Linked DNA regions of Homo sapiens: region 1 is linked to region 2. A link is a contact called in ENCODE Hi-C or POLR2A ChIA-PET data. All regions are on one chromosome and are shown on one strand. The core of a region is the stretch at or near the end of the contact, and the rest is flanking DNA. Distances in the headings are between cores, read along the strand shown.

The links. Hi-C counts contacts between places; a loop is a spot of excess contacts on that map. ChIA-PET counts read pairs that join two places held with the same protein, here RNA polymerase II (POLR2A). Pooled maps may share reads with other maps.
Region 1: a loop to region 2 is called in a map of Right ventricle myocardium inferior, with 11 times the contacts of the local background. The contact joins two enhancer-like sites. A Hi-C loop is called at or near these places in 44 of 168 maps with a recorded cell type or tissue (Calu3, GM12878, GM13976 and 19 more), 16 of 37 single-sample maps with no recorded cell type and 23 of 50 pooled maps. POLR2A ChIA-PET finds 5 or more read pairs at or near these places in 5 of 52 experiments (A549, GM12878, K562 and 2 more).

What each region holds. Positions count from the first base shown.
Region 1 is chr9:130,926,111-130,932,500 of GRCh38, forward strand. It overlaps FIBCD1 (fibrinogen C domain containing 1), which reads right to left. Exons shown (of 7, transcript NM_032843.5): 2 at 3,457-3,936. Among named protein-coding and RNA genes, the nearest start is that of FIBCD1, 9.9 kb to the right of the region's middle. RefSeq lists enhancers at 86-135, 3,622-4,166, 5,293-5,342, 5,743-5,872. Within about 2 kb of position 2,446, at least 6 of the 41 ENCODE cell types and tissues checked have a DNase peak (open chromatin) inside an H3K27ac peak, as active enhancers do.
Region 2 is chr9:130,866,327-130,873,442 of GRCh38, forward strand. ABL1 (ABL proto-oncogene 1, non-receptor tyrosine kinase) reads left to right here. Exons shown (of 11, transcript NM_005157.6): 5 at 5,803-5,887; 6 at 6,534-6,711. Among named protein-coding and RNA genes, the nearest start is that of QRFP, 27 kb to the right of the region's middle. RefSeq lists enhancers at 150-651, 156-450, 4,567-4,766. Within about 2 kb of position 4,299, at least 7 of the 41 ENCODE cell types and tissues checked have a DNase peak (open chromatin) inside an H3K27ac peak, as active enhancers do.

The DNA.
Region 1 (6,390 bases), core at 1,196-3,695, 58 kb after region 2:
GCAGCACACCCCAACCGGGGCAGGAGGGAAGACGGTAGGTGGGGGCCGCCGTGCGATGTGTGTGCGGCAAACATCACTTGGTTAAGTCACACTGGTACTGCCCATTTATCTGAGTCAACACGGCCACAACGCACTAAAAAAAACTCAGGCACGGCCTCCTCCCTCTTGCTAACGGGCAGGGAAGACCTCTGTTTAAACCAGCAGATGATTAAAGTTGAAAATGTACATATAAACATGCCCCGAATTAATGGGGAAGTGAGTCCCTGCTTGCCGAGCTGCAGAGGCGCATCAGGGGAGGGCTGGACAGCGCTTAGCGGTAGTGGTGTCAGAGCTGCTGTCCCCGGCACTGCTTAGCTGTGTGAGTGAGCTTGCACACGCACCTGTCACTCAGAGCCTCAGTCTGCCTCTCCATAAAATGGGATAACAAGGCCGGGTGTGGTGGCTCACGCCTGTAATCCCAGCACTTTGGGAGGCCAAGTTGGGTGGATCACCTAAGGTCAGGAGTTTGAGACCAGCCTGGCCAACATGGTGAAACTCTGTGTCTACTAAAAATACAAAAAAATTAGCCGGGCGTGGTGGCGGGCGCCTGTAGTCCCAGCTACTCAGGAGGCTGAGGCAGGAGAATCGCTTGAACCTGGGAGGCGGAGGTTGCAGTGAGCCGAGATTGAACCACTGCACTCCAGCTGGGTGACAGAGCGAGACAACCGTGTCTCAAAAAATAAATAAATGAATTAAAATAAAATAAAATGGGATAACAAATGTACTAACCTCCTGGCGTTATGGGGCTGCAAAGTGCCTATTAACGCGGAGCCCAGCACATGGTATAGGCCTATCACTCCTACCAGAAAAGGGATTTTCGGCCCAACACAGTAATCTTAGCACGTGGGGAGGCCGAGGTGGGTGGATTGCTTGAGGCCAGGAGTTTGAGACCAGCCTGAGCACCATAGCAAGACCTCTCTACAAAAAAATTTTAATCAAAAAAATTAGCTAGACATGGTGGTGCACACTTGTAGTGACTGCTACTTAGAAGGCTGAGGTGGGAGGATTGTCTGAGCCCAGGAGGTGGAGGTTGCAGTAAGCCCTGATTGTGCCACTGCTCTCTAGCATGGGTGACGGAGTAAGACTGTCTCGAAAAAAAAAAAAGAAAAAAGAAAAGGGAGTTTTCAATAGTGGCATGGTGGCTCCCTATAGGTTTAAATTTCAGCTCACAAACAATTTCTACTATAATAATAAGGAGACGTTGATGGTGCAGACCATGAGTATCCCCCACGTGACAGAGCCAGCCAAGCCCTGTAGCCAGGCGCTCCAATATCCCCTCAGCATAGACTGTGTTATGCACATCTCACGGGTGACAAGACCCAGCCCAGAGAGGGGAAGCAACCTGCCCGGCATCCCACAGCTGGCACAGATGGGGCCTGGACTGGATCCCAGCTCTGCGGACTCACACCCTCAGGGCAGAATGGCTCAGCTCAGCCGTGACCAGCAGGCCTCAGGGACTACACATGAGAATCAACCCCGGCTGGGGGGCTGCAGGGGGTTGGGGATGAGGCCCAGGAACTTGCCTTTTCCTTTTTTTGAGACAGAGTCTCGCTCTGTTGCTCAGGCTGGAGTGCAGTGGCGTGATCTCGGCTCACTGCAACCTCTGCCTTCCGGGTTCGAGCAATTTCCCTGCCTCAGCCTCCTGAGTAGCTGGGATTACAGGCGCCCGCCTGGCTAATTTTTGTATTTTTAGTCGAGACGGGGTTTCACCATGTTGGCCAGGCTGGTTTTGAACTCCTGACCTCAAGTGATCTGCCCGCCTCGGCTTCCCAAAGTGCTGGGATTACAGCATGAGCCACTGCACCTGGCCGGGAAGCTGCCTTTTAACAAGCACCTCTGGCGATTCCAACCCAGGCTGCCTGTAGGCACAGCTTTGAGAAACCCACATCTGTGCTGATCAGCTGAGGGTCTGGGAAGCTTGGAAGGGAGGAGTTAGGAGCACGGCTCGCTGCCTCTGAATGAAACATAAAGACCCACTGTCTCTTGAATCATCCAGTCTGTGGGGAATGAGTCAAATCAAACATTTTTGGGGAAGTAAATATGTCAGGTGAGCTGGCACTCCTGGGCCCAGAAAGGCTGTTAGTCTTGTGGGAATACTCTGTACCTCTGCGCAGGCTATTGGGAGGGCAGGACTCTGGGGTCCCTCCTTCTAAATACCCCACCCCAGCTCTAAGGGTGGGCCTTCATGAACTGGGCCTGAGCTGACCAGGGGCTGAGCAATTTGGAGTGAGGTGGGGGTCCCAGGTCAGCCAGAAAGTCAGGAGGTACCCCCAGCCCCCAGCCCTGCTGATGAGGCCTGGGGAAGTTGCACATGGAGGGGCAGCTGGAAGGCGGTCTAAACATCCCTCTACCCCGGGAGGGGGAAGCCACCTTCCCATCAGTCACCCAGACAGGGTGATGAGGACTGTAATTTCTCCAGCTGCTGCCTTCAAAGGGAGGGAAAGGGCCCATTGCTCATGAGCAGCTGAGTGACCAAATGCCTGGATCTCTCAGTGGCTGCTGGGGGCGGTGGGGCGGAAGGGGCTTGGGCGCCCGTGGGGGCAGGGGCTTGGCTCCTAGCCTCCAGGGATCTGAGTCACCGGGAGAACGTGGCACAGGGCCAGGGGCCGGGCAGGGCTCCAGCAGGGGCTGGATTCCAGGTCTGACCTGGCCACGGCACCCAGGAAAAATCACCACCCATTTCTAGGCCACCATTTTCTGTCTTGGAAAATGGTGGAGGCAGATGAGACGATCCCAAATCCCTCATCCTATGAAGGAGGAACTTCTTGTGGGTGGTGCTTCCAGCATGGTCTCAGAGCCGAAGCTGGAAAGCCTTCACCCAGACCCACCTGGAGCTGGCTGGAGCCTGGCTTGGCTGGGGGCAGGGGTGGGGAGGGTGGAGGTGGTTTGGGACAGGCTAGGGGTCTGGCTGGGCTGCCTGGACTGGTCTCTCTGTCCCTGGGAAGCTGTGGGTATTGCATGGTGTGAACTGGGAGGGGGTATGGAGAGATGGGGTGCGGCTCTGAGGGGGTAGCACTGATCAGCCACATGCCCTTCAGCAAGTCGCATCCCCTCTCTGAGCCTCGATTTGCTCCTGATGGGGGAATGCCCTGCCTCACCTGTACCCTGGAGCACTGGGGAAGCCCCAAGCCCTGGATTTACTGAGTGCCAAGTGCCGTGGGGTGCTGTACAGTTTACCGGGTCACCGGGAAAGAAACAGGATTTGAATCCTGGCTCCCAGTAGCTGTGCGGCCCTGGATGAGTGACTGCGCCTCCCTGAGCTTCATGGGCTTGTCTGTAGATGGGAACAGCAGTAGCCCCTTGTCTGGGGCCTTGGGGATTAAGTGAGGCCATGGACATCAGGCGCCTGGCACATGGCAGCAGCAGCACCAACCCCTCGCCTCCAGCAAGACCCCAAGATGCAGACCCCAGCCCTACCTGGATGAGGCGGCCCTGCTCACTCTGCAGGGCGCTGAGGCCCTGGCCCAGCGTGCCATGCCCCTTCCGCAGCCCCATGCACTCCGTCTGCAGCTCTGAGGCTCGGGCCAGCAGCCGGGGCAGCTGGTCGGCCAGCGTGTCCAGCAGCTCCTGCTCCTGGTCGCCCACCAGCCGTGGCTGGGCCTGGTGCTCTGTCAGCGCCTGCAGCACCGAGGCCTGGGCGCTCTCCAGGCGTGCGAAGCTGTCGGTGAGGTCGGGGCAGCGCGGGTCAATGAGGATGCTGAGGTGCGAGCTGTCCGCCCTTTCCACAGTGACCAGGGCGCTGTTGGCGCTGGCAGCCCCAGTGCTGACGACAGGTGGGGGCGCCGTGCCCGGCGCGTGGGCGTGGTTCAGGAAGAGCACGGCACCGGTGACAGCTACAGCCAGCAGCACAGCCAGGGCCAGCAGCACGGTGCACAGCACGTAGCCGCAGCTCGGCCGCTGCAGGCCCGCCCGGGACGCACAGACACAGACAGACAGACGGGAGAGAGAAGGGGCCAGCATTAGAGGCATACCTGGGGTCAGAGGACCCCCTTCTTGGGGGGCTGGGCAAGGGCGTGGCACAGAGACTGAGATGAGACAGGCACTGAGAGACAGTCCAAGGGGAGACAGAGAGACAGGGACAGCCACAGATGCAGTGAGAGGGACACAGTGAGCGCCTCAGGGAGAAAGTGGAGAGAGACAGAGCCCCAGAGGGGAGGTGGAGACATAGGGAGAGACGGGGAGACGCGGGGAGACGCAGGGAGATGCAGGGAGACACAGGGAGACGCAGGGAGATGCGGGGAGACATGGGGAGATGCGGGGAGACGCGGGGAGACACGGGGAGACATGGGGAGATGCGGGGAGACGCAGGGAGACGCGGGGAGATGCAGGGAGATGGAGACGGACAGGATGGGAAATAGAAACTGAGGCAGAAAGACACAAAGACACAAGCAGAATGCCAAGCCTTCCCTCTCGCTGCCCCTGCCACCCACCTCCCCCCATGCCCTGCACAGTGACAGCCCAGGGACCCACGGTCACCTGTGTGTGTGGCCGTGTGGCCCCCGTGGAGCCCACACCACCCAGTAAGGGCTGGAGGTGGAGATCCCACCTCTGCAGCCAGACGGGACAGGGCTCAGGCCTCTAAGCTGCATTTCCCACAGTGTGACCTTGGGCCAGGGGCCTCACCTCTCTGAGCCTCAGTTTCCTCGCCTGTAAAACAGAGCAATATAGAGACACCCACCTCTCTATACACTGGTCAGAGAGAGCTGTGATGCAACAGCAGCGATGCTATAGATGGTCTCGTGCTGTCTCTGGGAACGAGTGCCCTGGGGTAGCGGGCACCCATCACGGAAGGTCCCTTCCAACTGCAGCAGCCACATCCCGTGTTCTGTCCTGCTGTTCTCCAGTCCCCAGGGCACATGGGGGCTCCTAGGCACCTCCTCCCCGCACCCCACCCCATCCTCTCTCCTTCCTCTATCTCTTCACAGAGCAGGCCCCTGGCAGAGCAAATGCCAACCCGCTGGGCCAGGTAGCCCTAAGGCCACCCTGGAGAAGAGGCCTGCTGCCCTCCAAGGAGGAGGGGGGCTGAGGCAACAGGTGGCTGTCACTCCAGAACAAGCCATATCTCAAAACCAGGAACGGGACCCGGCGAGGTAGCTCACGCCTGTAAGCCCAGCACTTGGGAGGCCGAGGCGGGCAGATCACAAGGTCAGGAGATCGAGACCATCCTGGCCAACAAGGTGAAACCCCATCTCTACTAAAAATACAAAAATTAGCTGGGCATGGTGGCACATGCCTGTAAATCCCAGCTACTCGGGAGGCTGAGGCACGAGAATTCCTTGAACTTGGGAGGTGGAGGTTACAGTGAGCCAAGACCATGACACTGAACTCTAGCCTGGAGACAGAGCTAGACTCCGTCTCAAAAAAACAAAAAACAAAAAACAAAAAACAAAAACGGAAACGAAGGGCAGGCGCGATAAAAAACTGTGTTGGCCAGAAGCCAGGACCAAGGAACAGCTTGTGGTGAGCGGAGGTGCCAGAGCGTGGCCGCACACGCTCTCGGAGGCCCAGATTCACTGGGCAGACTCGCTCATGGCCCCTGAGCATTACACACAAGGGAAAACTGAGGCCCAGAGAGGGCAAGGGGCTCTCCCAGAATCACACTGCAAATAAAAGCAGAACTGGGATTAGGCCCCGAGCCTCCTGCCTTCCTCTCTGGGCCAGGCCCCTCCTATGATTGAATTTCCTCAACTCTCAGACACATTTTCCCCACCTTTTCAACTTTCCGAATTTGAGACTTGTCTTGAAATGACTTCGTATATTAAAGCACTTGGAGCCGTGCCTGGCACGTTGTGCTGGCACAGTAAATATTAGTGGCTTTCATTATCCCATGATCAATGTGCACACAGCATCTGGAGGACATTTTTTTCCACCCAAAGTGTTATTTCTGTGTGTCGTCAATGCTGGGACGCATGTTCTCTTTTTTTCACGTTTTAGCATCTCCAACATGGGGGGACATCTTACAATCGTAATTGACAGCTTGCTTGCTTTCTTAGTGATACATTGAACAGAGACAGATGCCTCTTACATCATTGTGTCTTACTACCTAGAAGATGAGGCAGAGGAAAGAATCATTTTTGTAAATTCAAATTCCACAAGGACCTGCCGGATGACCTACTTGGCACCCGAAGAGGACGGGGTGGAGGGGACATGCGCCTGGACATGCAGACCCCCGGGAAAGAGATCTGCTTTGTTGTCAGGATGCGGAAGAGAGTTTCTTGGCCTGTCCCTATTGTCATGCGGCTGCCAGGACTCAGTGCTCCACGCCTGCCCAGTTCTCTTGGGGGCCGCGTCCATTCCGGGCTCCACGCATCAAGACAATTTACTCCAGCCAGACCCAAATGCACAGTTCCC
Region 2 (7,116 bases), core at 3,049-5,548:
GCCACAGTTATGCCTTTTAAAAAAAAATCACCTTTTCCCCCCACTCTCCCATTTACTTCCTTTGCAGTTTGTGGCTACGATCTACCTTCCTCTTCAAAACCCTTGAAAAATCCTTGCAGCCTTGCCCAAGCGTCCTTCCCTCAGCCGATTTTTGGGCCTCAGTTTCCTCCCATCCAGCCTGTTTCCTATCGCTGGCTTCTCCAAGGGCAGAGCCAGAGTCCTCTTTTGCCAGCAGGGGGAGCAAGGGCCTACTTTTAACCGCAACTCCATAGTGAACAAGTCAAGCAACCTTGGGTCATTCATATACCTTCCAGGCAGAAGGAAGACAGAAGAGAACAGGAAAAAAGCAGGACACTAGGCTGACCCCTGCAGATGGGAAGCTGGAATTACAGCAAAGGCTCATTGATTGGGAACTGCACCCTTGAATTTTGATAGTATTGGGCAGGACATAGTCTTGCTATCTGTGTTAAAGGGAGGACGTGCTTAAGAAAACCAACAGTCAAGTACAAGAAGCTCTAATTTTTTTTGAGGTGGGGGAACGGGGTCTCACTGTGTTGCCCAGCTGGCCTCAAACTCCTGGCTCAAGCAGTCCTCCCACCTCAGCCTCCTGAGTAGCAGGGATCACAGGCTTGTGCCACTGTGCCCAGCTAAGAGGCTGCAATTTTTTAATGAACTGTATTCAGAGTTTGTACATCAGTGTCTTTTTTTTCTATGAATCAGTTCTCTAAGTAATAGAATTTGGAAAAGACCGCTGGTGATCTAGCTGTGGCATTTAGATTGACTCATGAGCTAACTGACAAATTTACTACTTAAACAGTGGAAAATAATGTGCAGGATATATTTTTTTGAATAGGTTGTCCCACCCTCGAGTTCTGTGTCTTTCCTGAGTCCGCATATGTGAACCTTGTTTTAACCAGGTGACAGCATCCCATAGGCACGGATCTCTGTCTTCTGTTGTCCACATCATGTGTCTTGGCAGTTGTTCCTTATTGATATACATAAGGTTGTCTTGTTTTTGTATGGATATATTTTAACATGTACCAGTGTTCAGTGGGCCTTTCTCTTATTTCCAATATTTTGCTGTTCTAAACAGCAGCACAGTGATTCCCCTCATTTGCATGTATGTGAAACTATCCTGGTGGGTCCGCTTCCAGAAACTACTGGATCAGGGACCATGTGCATTTATGGCCTTGACCATACTGCCAGAGTACCTTCCAAGGAGTTTGTGTCATCAATTTGCACTCCCCAGTGGTGTTGAGAGAGTGCCTGTTTCCTCCACCCAGCACAGTGTGTTTCGGTTTTATTTCTCCCAGGAAATGGGTGTTAGTTGGGGAGCTCCAGAAAGAAGCCGAGAAGAAGGGCAGTCGTACCCTTGGCAGTTGTACGCAGTGGCTCTCTGGCCGCACAAGGAGGGCTCGGAGCCTGCTGTTGCCAGGTTGCACTTGCTCTTGCAAGACAGGCATTCCTTGCAGTGGGTTCTCCTCTGGCCAGGGAGATGAGTTCTGGGGGCTCCTCTACGAGGTGGTCTCTCCTGGGCTTTCCTCTCGAGCTTCAAGTCCCACCTCTGGAGTGTGAATCGCCTTCCTCAGTCTAACTCTATCCCTCCAGTGGTTTTTTTTTTTTTGCTTTTTGTTTTTGTTTTTGTTTTTTTGAGACAGAGTCTCACTCTGTCACCCAGGCTGGAGTACAGTGGCGTGATCTCGGCTCACCGCAAGCTCCACCTCCCGGGTTCAAGCAATTCTCCTGCCTCAGCCTCCCGAGTAGCTGGGACTACAGGTGCCTGCGACCACGCCGGCTAATTTTTTGTATTTTTAGTAGAGACAGGGTTTCACCATGTTAGCCAGGATGGTCTCGATCTCCTGACTTCATGATCTGCCCTCCTCGGCCTCCCAAAGTGCTGGGATTACAGGCGTGAGCCACCACACCCAGCAGTCTCTTCAGTGTATTTAGCTGTGTTGATCCTGATTCATCTGATGGGTGAAGGAATATTGGAAATAAGGATAATCCCTGTGGTGTTTCACTGTGCCTGTAACCTCTCTCACCTAGCATTTGGTTAACCAGAAACAGATGTGGAAACTGATCTATCTGTAGATAATGGCCCTGCTCAGGGAGGGGGTCCCTGCTGAGAGCGAGACATTGAAAGCCTGCTACACAGAAACTGCTGGAAGGCCAAGCCATTTCTTTTTTCTTTTTCTTTTTTTTTTTTTTTTTTTTTCAGACAGAGTTTTGCCCAGTAGTTCAGGCTGGAGTGCAGTGGCATGATCTCAGTTCACTGCAACGGCCTCCCAGGTTCAAGCAATTCTTCTGCCTCAGCCTCCTGAGTAGCTGGCATTACAGACTCCTGCCACCACGCCCGGCTAATTTTTGCATTTTTAGTAGAGACACGGTTTCACCATGTGGCCAGGCTGGTCTCGAACTCCTGGCCTCAAGTTATCTGCCTGTCTCGGCCCCCCAGAGAGGCCAAGCCATTTTTAAAAACAGTGTTCTTTTTCATGCTGTAGAATACCTGTGCTTGGGGGTGAGCAAAAAGGAGGAAACTGATTAGAAAATACCTATGAGGGCCGGGTGCAGTGGTTCATGCCTGTAATCCCAGCACTCTGGGAGGCCGAGGAGGGCAGATCACAAGGTCAGGAGATCAAGACCATCCTGGTTGACATGGTGAAACCCCGTCTCTACTAATAATACAGAAAATTAGCTGGGCGTGGTGGCAGGTGCCTGTAGTCCCAGCTACTCGGGAGGCTGAGGCAGGAGAATGGTGTGAACCTGGGAGGCGGAGCTTGCAGTGAGCCGAGATCGCGCCACTGCACTCTAGCCTGGGCGACAGAGCAAGACTCCGTCTCAAAAAAAAAAAGAAAATACCTGTGAGATGTTGAGTCTGGGAGAATGTATCTGTGAGAAGACAAACAACCCTAGTATTCATTAAAGAACCAGCCTTTGTTTTCTACAAGCTATCTGTTCGGTCTACTCAGGAATAGAGATAAACTGCCTTAATAGTAATAAAAGCAAGCACCGCTGAGTGAGTGCTGGCCTCATGCCAGGAACTGCTCTTGGCACTCTGTGCACAAGGGAGATACTGACATTCTTTCTGTTGTGCAGATGAGAAAACAGGCTCAGAGAAGGTGAGTAACTTACCATGGTCACACAGCAGCAGAGCTAGGTCAGTATAATCCACAAGTCATTCTCTTAACCGCTCCGCCGTACCGCCCAGAATGTTCATCTGCATCTGGGCCAGCCTCGTCAGTCCGTGCAAAGAGGCCAGTTGACCCATCTCCCTCCCTAACAAGCACAGAAGAGACCAGGCTGAAAATTCATAGCTTTCACTCAAAGTGTTTCCTTCACCTCATTCATCTGAGTTAGCTTTATTTTACTATATAAAGAGAATTTTCTTCAGCAAAATGATAGGAATTTTTTTAATGAAAGTAAAGGAATGTCACAGAATTGCGTCAGGGATATTTCCAGTTTAACACAACTACAAACGTAGGCTGTTTTGTTGTTGTTGTTTTGGTTTTCTATTTTGAGATGAAGTCTCACTCTGTCGCCCAGGCTGAAGTGCAGTGGTGCGATCTTGGCTCACTGCAACCTCCTGCTCCCGAATTCAAGTGATTCTCCTGCCTCAGCCTCCTGAGTAGCTGGAACTACAGGCATGCGCTACCACGCCTGGCTAATTTTTGTATTTTTAGTAGAGATGGGGTTTCACCATGTTGACCAGGTTGTTCCGGAACTCAGGTGATCCACCTTGGCCTCCCAAAGTGTTGGGATTACAGGCATGAGCCACCACACTCGGCCAGCTGTTGTTAATAGTTAAAATTATAAATTGGACAAGGTCTGATTCCAGCAGGGGGAGACAAATTCACATTGATTTTTCTATAAGAAAAGGAATTATTTGTACTTTCCTCCCTTGTGTGTTTGTGTGTATGTAAGAGAGACAGATGAGAAGAGGGCTGCCTTTGAGAGCCATGTTCCTTTTGCATGTACATACCTCTCAAGATTATTACATGGGTCTTTTAGAAGAGGGTCAGTAGCTATAAAAGCAAATGATATTTATGAAATGATTTCATTGTATGTGGTTTATTATGTAGTCTTCAAAACAGAAAAACCCCACTTGCTTCGAAAGCTTCCTTTGAGAGCTACTTTTTAACCATATTGTTGATCAAGCAAGATTCTTAAAGCCCCAGTCCTATACGTGAGCAGCATTGAATCCCCGGATACTGGCAGGCGTTCACTGTCCAGCCTTTGACATTAGCATGTCACCCTGGTAAATCAGAGCACTCCATGCCAAAAAACAGCATGGTCTGCTGAGCACATTAAGGAGCAGAGAGGGCTCAGAAGAATTAAACGGCCAATGGGGTGGTGACAGAGGTGAGCTCTTTCCCCCTCGGACAGCTTGGCATGGTGACTACCAATGAGGTTTAATTGACATTAAGAGCAGCTCACCATTTTTAAAGAGCGATAAATTGTTTCCAAGTTTCAGCCTCACGGAGCCCTGAGCTAAGAGATAATGGGCTGACACATAGCCTCATTGGTCACGCTTCACTTGTAAACAGGATTGGCCAAAGCAAGAAGGCTGTAAGTAAAGGTTGGCCCGTCCTCTGGAAGCCTCCCCCACAGCAGGGTGGGGAACTGGGGCAGCCATAGCAAGCAGGACCATCAGGACACGGTGTCTCCCAAACGGGCCGGAACATACAAGGTTCTACGTTTAATAGAAAGTTGATCAAGCCTTCCTCTTTGGGGAGCCTAATTTTTAAGCCATTCACTCTCTGTTCCCCTGCAGTCTTTTCTCTCCAAACTCTGTTGAAACTTGGAGGCATCTCGCTTCCTCCTTTGGCCTTTGTAGCCAGGTTTTCGCAGCAAACAGACCATATCATTTAACACCCACCTGCTTCTTGTTCTGATAGTCAGTTCAGTAGACAGTAGCATTTTTTAAGTCAAAAAGAGGCTTAGTGATGTAGGCCAAGGTCAAGGCTCTGTGTCATGGGGCTCTCCCCAGGGCTCAGTGCCACGGCACTTCAGACTTGACCCCAGACTGAAAAGATGAGAGGACCTGTAGAAGTCACGGCCTGTCTGTCCCGGGCCCATGCTCCTATCTTTTTCTCCCCCTTGGCATTTAGATACCATGGACTTGTTAAAATGTGACATGTACTGATGATCCTTATGAATTTGTTGGTAGGGGAGCTGCTGGTGAGGATTATTTTAGACTGTGAGTAATTGACCTGACAGACAGTGATGACTGCTTCATTAAGAGCCCACGACCACGTGCCAGAATAGTTCAGCATCCTCTGTTGCTACTGTACTTTGAGACATCGTTCTTCTTTGTGATGCAATACCTCTTTCTTGTCATGAGGGTCTCTTCCCTTAAATCAGGTACATTTCAGATTCTTCAGGTGATGTTTTTTAGGCTGAGTGTGTTAGCACCCCTTGGAAACCAGGTTCCCTGGGGAAAGTGTGTCACGTTTGTGGTGTTTGCCCGTATAGCTCTCCCACACCCCCACGAGCTCCAAGAGGTGGGGAAGCACATGTGGCCTGCCTAGCAGGCACCAGAAGCAGGTTGTCGGCACATGCAAGCCAGCTTTGCCCTGTTGCCTGGGGGAGAATTGAAAAGTTTGGCCCCAAAGGGGAAAATTCTTTCTGCCATCAAGTTGCTGGTCAGCTGTCATGGAACCTGTCTGCAGCAATGTGGCTGTCACAAAACGCAGCCCAGGACGAGTATGCGCTGAAGCTCCATTTTGCATTAACTAGTCAAGTACTTACCCACTGAAAAGCACTTCCTGAAATAATTTCACCTTCGTTTTTTTCCTTCTGCAGGAGGACACCATGGAGGTGGAAGAGTTCTTGAAAGAAGCTGCAGTCATGAAAGAGATCAAACACCCTAACCTGGTGCAGCTCCTTGGTGAGTAAGCCCGGGGCTCTGAAGAGAGGGTCTCGCGCCGCACCCCCAGGGTGACACAGGCGCTGGGGAAGACGCACGGGCGGCTCACTGCACAAAACCTCGTTGGAATATTTGTGCTCTGCCGACGTTCAGCCGCGGGTAAAATGAGGCCTGTATGGGATGGGTGTGTGCGTGTGTGCACATATGCACATGTATGTATGAGAGGGAGAATGTGATTATTTTAAGTGGATACCTAAAAGCAGTCAAATGCAAATCTGAAATTAGTTTCTGAAACTTGGGCATTTTCCAGAGTTTTCTCACTGAAGTGATTCTGTAAGTAGACACATAACCATCAGACCTAACCATTCAGGGGTAAACTGACGGTGGTGAAGGTCATTTGAGGTGGGGCCAGGTCTGCGTCTGAATTCTGTGGCAGCCTCTCCCTGCGTAAATTCAAGTTCACTGGCTTGAGAAGAAGAAAAGAGCCTGGCCATGTCCCTCCCACACGAGCACAGTCTCAGGATGCAGGTGCTTGGGACCATGTTGGAAGTTGGGCCCAGGACTGAGGAGCAGAGTCAGAATCCTTCAGAAGGCTTTTTCTTTAGACAGTTGTTTGTTCAGTTGGGAGCGGAGCCACGTGTTGAAGTCCTCGTTGTCTTGTTGGCAGGGGTCTGCACCCGGGAGCCCCCGTTCTATATCATCACTGAGTTCATGACCTACGGGAACCTCCTGGACTACCTGAGGGAGTGCAACCGGCAGGAGGTGAACGCCGTGGTGCTGCTGTACATGGCCACTCAGATCTCGTCAGCCATGGAGTACCTGGAGAAGAAAAACTTCATCCACAGGTAGGGGCCTGGCCAGGCAGCCTGCGCCATGGAGTCACAGGGCGTGGAGCCGGGCAGCCTTTTACAAAAAGCCCCAGCCTAGGAGGTCTCAGGGCGCAGCTTCTAACCTCAGTGCTGGCAACACATTGGACCTTGGAACAAAGGCAAACACTAGGCTCCTGGCAAAGCCAGCTTTGGGCATGCATCCAGGGCTAAATTCAGCCAGGCCTAGACTCTGGACCAGTGGAGCAGCTAATCCCCGGAGTAAGGAATATTTCATTTTTGAACCATTTTGGGCTAAGTGGAATATTAAATGAAGTTCATAAAAGGCGTCCTTCCTAATAATCACAGTCCCCTCTGAAAGAGAGTACTCATTGTTCCTCCGGGGCCAGCGCCCAGCAGTAATGGCCTCTTCCTGGGAGCCGC